Linked DNA regions of Homo sapiens: region 1 is linked to region 2. The links are chromatin contacts, found by Hi-C or POLR2A ChIA-PET in ENCODE. All regions are on one chromosome and are shown on one strand. The core of a region is the stretch at or near the end of the contact, and the rest is flanking DNA. Distances in the headings are between cores, read along the strand shown. Region 1 holds the start of PRAC2 (PRAC2 small nuclear protein). Region 2 has its middle 8.4 kb from the start of MIR10226.

The links. Hi-C counts contacts between places; a loop is a spot of excess contacts on that map. ChIA-PET counts read pairs that join two places held with the same protein, here RNA polymerase II (POLR2A). Pooled maps may share reads with other maps.
Region 1: a pooled map shows a loop between it and region 2 (6-fold over the local background). The contact joins the promoter of PRAC2 here to the enhancer-like site in region 2. A Hi-C loop is called at or near these places in 1 of 37 single-sample maps with no recorded cell type and 6 of 50 pooled maps. POLR2A ChIA-PET finds 5 or more read pairs at or near these places in 1 of 52 experiments (A673).

The regions. Positions count from the first base shown.
Region 1 is chr17:48,721,479-48,724,434 of GRCh38, reverse strand. PRAC2 (PRAC2 small nuclear protein) reads right to left here and starts at 1,250. Exons shown (of 2, transcript NM_001282275.2): 1 at 1,122-1,250; 2 at 1-107. The coding sequence starts at 24. It overlaps PRAC1 (PRAC1 small nuclear protein), which reads left to right and starts at 1,917. Exons shown (of 2, transcript NM_032391.3): 1 at 1,917-2,117; 2 at 2,536-2,716. The coding sequence starts at 2,043. The coding sequence ends at 2,634. It overlaps MIR3185 (microRNA 3185), which reads left to right; the gene lies at 1-27. RefSeq lists enhancers at 941-1,456, 1,457-1,971.
Region 2 is chr17:48,023,044-48,026,010 of GRCh38, reverse strand. No RefSeq gene overlaps it. Among named protein-coding and RNA genes, the nearest start is that of MIR10226, 8.4 kb to the left of the region's middle. RefSeq lists a silencer at 1,509-1,638. Within about 2 kb of position 1,555, at least 33 of the 41 ENCODE cell types and tissues checked have a DNase peak (open chromatin) inside an H3K27ac peak, as active enhancers do; they include A673, where a contact is called at or near this core.

The DNA.
Region 1 (2,956 bases), core at 1-2,500, 700 kb before region 2:
CAGAGCCATCCGCCTTCTGTCCATGTCTTCTTTATCTTCCTCGCCATAATAATTAGTGGTGTGGACCCCCCCACACACACTTTTTTTCGGATTTACTTGTATGGAACCTGTGCAAAAAATATTTAATTTCGTTTTGTATTAAACGCTTTCATTGGGAATCCCTTCCCAATTTTAGTCTCCCACCTATCCCTGGACGACCACATTGAAATCTCTCACTTATTTGTGTTTAAATCACAACAAAATCTACAAACCTATATTCGCCTGCAGATATTTATTTTTACATAAGGGCTATGTTAAGCTACAGGAGGAAATGTTTTGCTTACCATTCGGACAAACGTGTGAACACAATGTCACAATAGGTGAATCCAGACAATGAGCTCACAGACGAATAAACGCAGAGGCACACACATATACTCCGGAAAATAAGCAGGGCGCCTTTTCACTAACAAGGCGCAATTGTACCCTGAGCTGCCCTCCAGACCGTTCCCCTCCCTCAGAGCCAAACTCCCGCAGCGAATCTCTCAGCAAGCTACGAAATGGGATCACAGGGTCGCGTCTACGCGGGCTCCAGGCCCGAAATAATTTCTAACTCCAAAGCAAGTGGATTTTATTAGGCCTCCAGAAGCCGAATAAGGGAGTAGTGGCGCAATGCGTAGAAACTACCTCCGGAAGCTCTTTTTGAATCTCGGTTCCAGCACCCGCAACGCAGAGCGCGAACCTGAGGCTCCATCTTTCGGGTTTTACTCCGGCTGGCTAGCGCTTCCGGGAACCCTGCGAGGCCGCCGCCAGCCGAGAATCCGCCCCGCCTTCCCTGCAGGCGATCCCTACTCCAAATAGTAGTTCCCGGGCCGGAAGCTGGAAAGCCCTCGAAGCAGGAAAAAGCCTCATCCAGGCCCCCCAGTTCTCGGGAGCAGCTCCAGCTTTCCTTCCCCAACCTAGAGCAAACTTCTCTTCCCTGCAGCTCCCCTCCCCCCCTTCATTAAAGTTATATTGAAGGTGCTAAGTGCTGCACTCTAATTGGGTTTCCTTCAGGGGAGACCCTGTGCCCCCCGGCCCCAACCCGTCCTGTCTAATAGAAATCCCCGAGCTGCAACCGCGAATTAAATAGATGAACTCGTTACCGTAAACTTGCAATAAAGCCCGGAGGCGACTGCTGCGGAGGGGGCAAAAGAAGGTTTCGTTGTTTTTGAAATTTATACCATTCTCACCCTCCCGAACAGTCGCTCTCCAGGGAAGAGGGGAGAAAGCTCGGGAGCGGCCCCGGGCCTCTAGCCCAAAAGCAGGACACCCCGCCCCTCCCCCCAGGCACTGGCCTGGGCCTGAGACAGATTTAAAACATCCAATGAGGAACCGATGCCAGCCTTTCTTCCTCTCTCCCTACCAGTTAGTTCTGTGTAGAGGGGATGAGGGGGAGGGGACGAAGTGGTCGGGGGAGAGTGAGGGAAAGAATTCCACCATTACCTTCTCTCCTCCCCTAAACTGCCCCCGAACTGGGAGGTGCACAGGGGGCAGCAAAAGAGTTTAATCGCCCCTAGAATAATGCTGGCGCCCAGCCTGGGGGGAGGGTCAGGGACTTTGCCATTGAACTTGAAGTTCCAGGCTGGTGGTCTCCACCGCCCCCGCCCCCATTTTCCTAAAAGTTTTATGGGAAGAGGGAGGAAGGTGAGGGGAAGAGAGGACTTCTCTGGCCTTGGGAAAGAGGGAGGAAGCCAATCAGGGGAGGAAGGGCCACAGCAACCAGGAGGTCCAGGGAGATTCGGAGGTTTGCGGGGAGGCGAGGAGGCTGCTGGGAGGAGACACTCCAGCTTTCGCCCCTACTTGCAGCTATGAGGTGGGGAGCCACCAACCGCAGGCCTTCTTACTGAGCCCCGCCCCAGACTCTACAGGGAGAGGGGCACCCAGTGCTGTGCTCCCGTCCTTCCTCTCCTAGCCTAAGGCGTGCAAACAGAGCGCCACTGGGAGGCTGAAACCTTTAGGCCGATGCTTGCTTGCAAGGTCAGGCAAGCTGGATTCTGGTCCCCACCTTTGCAGAGAGAACAGCGATGTTGTGCGCCCATTTCTCAGATCAAGGACCGGCCCATCTTACTACCTCCAAGAGTGCTTTTCTCTCTAATAAGGTAAACTGATCGGTGGGCCAAGGGCGTTATCGACGGATCGCTCAGTATGGTAGCTGCATCAGGAGGCCCTGGGAGAGGGTCTCCCAGGAATTTGGGAGCCTTCAGAAGTTTTGGGAAACAAGGGAAGGGTGAGCAGCAGGCTTTCACCGATACCACCTGGCGGGAGCACCTACTCGCGGTTCCTGGAGAGACCGGCAGCCGCCCTGGGCAGAAAGGGACAAAGAAAATGTTTCGCAGCACGCGGGACCTGCAGGACCTAGGCGGGGGAGAGGCTTGGGAGTGGGAACTAGCACCCGCTGTAAGGTCTGCCATAAGACTTAATGTTTGTCTCCAATGGGATGGAGTCCTGGCATAAGCAAAATTAATATTGATAACGTTATTATTATTTAAAATTTGTAAATATTGTAAAATATTTTAGAAAACATCTACTTTGAAACATCTACTGGGCGAGACCAGGAGTGATGGCTCAGCCTGTAATTCTGGAATTTCGGGAGGCCGAGGCAGGAAGATTCCTTGAGCACAGGAGTTCCAGACCAGCCTGGGCAATGTAGCAAGACGCTGTCTCTATTTATACAATAAAATTTTTTTAAAAAAGGAAACTGGGTGAAAGTTAACTGTGATTATAACAATTTTTCTTTTTTAAACTAACTCATCCTTAAGGCAAAAGCTCTGGGCCTTAAAAAAATAAAAACGGGCCAGGCATAGTGGCTCATGGCTGTAATCCCAGCACTTTGGGAGGCTGAAGTGGGCAGATAACTTGAGGCCAAGAGTTTGAGATCAGCCTGGCCAACATAGTGAAAACTGTCTCTACTAAAAATACAACAATTAGCTGGGCATGG
Region 2 (2,967 bases), core at 306-2,805:
AGGGGACTATTTAACACCATGAGGGGGTGCGACGCTGATACCACGGAGCCCCATGTGTGGCGCATACTGCCAGGTAGGGGAGAGCAAAATATGGTACCCCTATTTTGCAATGCAGTACATACATGGTAGCTCCGCTGGGGATTCCTTGAGTCATTTTTTCCATTCCCAAACTCCAGAAGGGAAGAGAGGTAAGGCTTCCTCTGAACAAACCGAGAAACAGCATGGCTATTTTTCTTGGCATGCCTGGAACCGTGGAATTCCTATCCTGGCATACATCCTGGGCACTACAGCTCTCTGCAAGCTTGCGGGTGGTGGGGGCGAGGAAGCATCGCCAGCCCCCACCGTGCACATGTGTCCTGAGCACCCTGTGCGCTGCAGAGGGTGTGAAGAATTGCAGGTCCGGAGGGACAGGAGGGTGAAAGGGTGTCGCAGGGACAAACGGGAAGGGTGGAGATTGTATAGCCTTTCTGGGCGACACGACTTCCCTTCTCTGTCGCCGTCCCAGAACCTGTTTTCTCCTTTCCACTCTCTGACGCGTACACTTTCTGCGTCCCTGTAAATGCGTCCCTGAGCTTGTCTAGCGTTGCGTCCCGGGACAGCTCGTTTCCCTCGATCCTTTGCGGACTGCAGCTGGTGGCTCACGTTCCACCCCGGCTCCACCCCGGCCCCGCCCCTGGAGTGCGCTGAGCACTGCGGGAAGCCCCGCCCCAGGAAAGCCCCGCCCCAGGAAAGCATCCGCGATCCTATGGTGCCACCTGCAGGGACCGGCAGGAAACGCGCTCCCGCCGGACCGACCTGCTGACTAACTCCGCCCCCAGGGCGGACCCGACTCCGGCTCCTGAGAGTTACTGGTTGGTTTCCGACGCCGGCGACAGGACGTTGCCCTAGCAACCTGCACGCGTGACCCACCCTGCTAGTGCTGCGCCAGCGTGGGCACAGGAATTTCAGCGAAGGAGGGAAAGTGGCGAGCCGTGGACCTTAATAGAAGTTGTCCCTGCGGCTTTCAAGTCCTACATTATAAAACTGTTTAAGATTGGACATTTATAACGGGCTTGACTACTTCTGCAATTAGAGAAAATGATATAGTTATGTAAACATTTACATTGTAAGCGCTGAGTACGTAACCCGTCCCAGTAAATAATGCAAAATGGCAACTCTTGGAAGGGGAGAAAAAAAAAGAGTATTCGGTTAAATTCCGTGGAGTTCAGGGGCTAGTATGGCGACAAGAAAGGAGACATTTTCCAGAAATATTTTGGCAAATATGCGGCCACACCCAGGGCTTGGCTTCCTCCACCACCCTTAAGCGACCGCAAGGAGGGACGGGCAAATGCGCTTCTTAGCAACGCGGTCGCGCCCGCCTCGGCCCTGCTATTCCAATGTAGCAGGGACGGGAATGTAAAGGGACAGGCAGGAGGCTGGGCCCTTCACACAAACTGGCTCACCGAATCCTGTGAATTACGCGATGCTCTCCCCATTTTACGGAAGGGAACACTGAGCCTCAGGTTGACGTGTTTGGTGTAGTTTTCGCAGGGCGGGGCTCCGGATGGGGAACTGCTGGGGACAAGTGGCTTTCTCGCGCATCCCTGCCCTAGGCCCATCCGAACCCCTGGCCCACACAGTAACCGTACTAGGTTAAAAGGAAGGGGCTGAGGGGGCATGGCAATGCCGAGAGGCGACCGGAAAGGTGTCCTCGCCCGCGATGGCTGAGGGATTGTGGGGAGCGGCGCGGCTGCGAAGCAGCCGACGGACCCACGCCGCGGCGGAGAGGACAGCGCAGAGCGGGCTGCGCAGCACTGCCAGAGGACCCGGGAGGGCCGGCAAGGAAGGGCGCTGCCCCTTCCAGAGGACCCTGAGTTTGCAGGCCCAGCTTTCCGGGGGCTGAGGCGGAGACCCCGCTGGGGGTGGAGGGCCGCCGGCTGCTGTGCCCCCAGCTCCCACGTGGCGCCCGCAGCTCGGCAGAGCCGCCAGGATGACAAGCCTGGCCTGCCGCCCAGAGTCCTGCCCGCTGGCACCGGCTTCCTCCAGACTGCCTCATTAGCGCTGCCACAGGCCGGAGCCGGCGGGCGCGGAGGGGAGCGCGGAGGACTGGTTTTCGGGAAGGGCGGCCGGCGGTTCCGTGCGGGAGAGCAGCCAGGGCCTGCCTTCCAGTGTCCTGCCATCCCCAGGGCCCCTCTGCATCTTTCTGCATTCCTCCACCCCCTTGCCCTCGTGGGCGACCCTGCGGGCCCCAAGTGTATAAGGGAAGGGGGCCTCAGGGCCTCTTCTTTCCTCCAGCAGAATGGGCACCGGGGCACGTCTGAAACCCAGACCCCAGGAGCCAGGGCCCAGCCAGACGGCACGCACAGAAACACCGGCCCGGGGGCTCTGGCACGGAACAGGACGCCAGCAACAAGCAGAGCCAACTGGGGGCGCAGAGGTAGCGCGGCCTGGCCCTCGGACCCCTTTTATACCACTTAGAGCCCCGCACGCCCCCTGCCTTCCGGCTATTGGCTGGCAGGAAGGCGGGGCTGCTCGGGTTGGCTGGCATTCAGGCGGTGATGGATGGCTCCCCGCTGGCGGGACCGCAGCCGGGCTGGGCGCTTTGCAGGGCTGCAAAGATTGGCGGGGGTGGGGCCAGCCAGGCCTGGGTGTGGGGTGCAGGGGGATGAGCAGGACACCGCCCGAGGCTCAAATTTTCTGTGCCCTTAACCACCCTTTGAAACTTTGCTATATAGCGGGGGAAAAAAAAAAAATCTTACCTCTAAATTCCTACTAGATACCCTTTAACTTTGGAGGCCGATGCAGGTAATGTTGAATAATTTACCCAAAACAGTCTGGGCACAACCTTACAGACCTCCATTTCCTTCCAATTTAGGTCTCATTCATTCAACAATATTTGTTTGTTGATTCATTATTTCAAATATTTGAGTGTTTGCCATGAGCCAGGCACTGGGGAAAGAAAGAGAGAGACTGATTAGACTCCGTAGT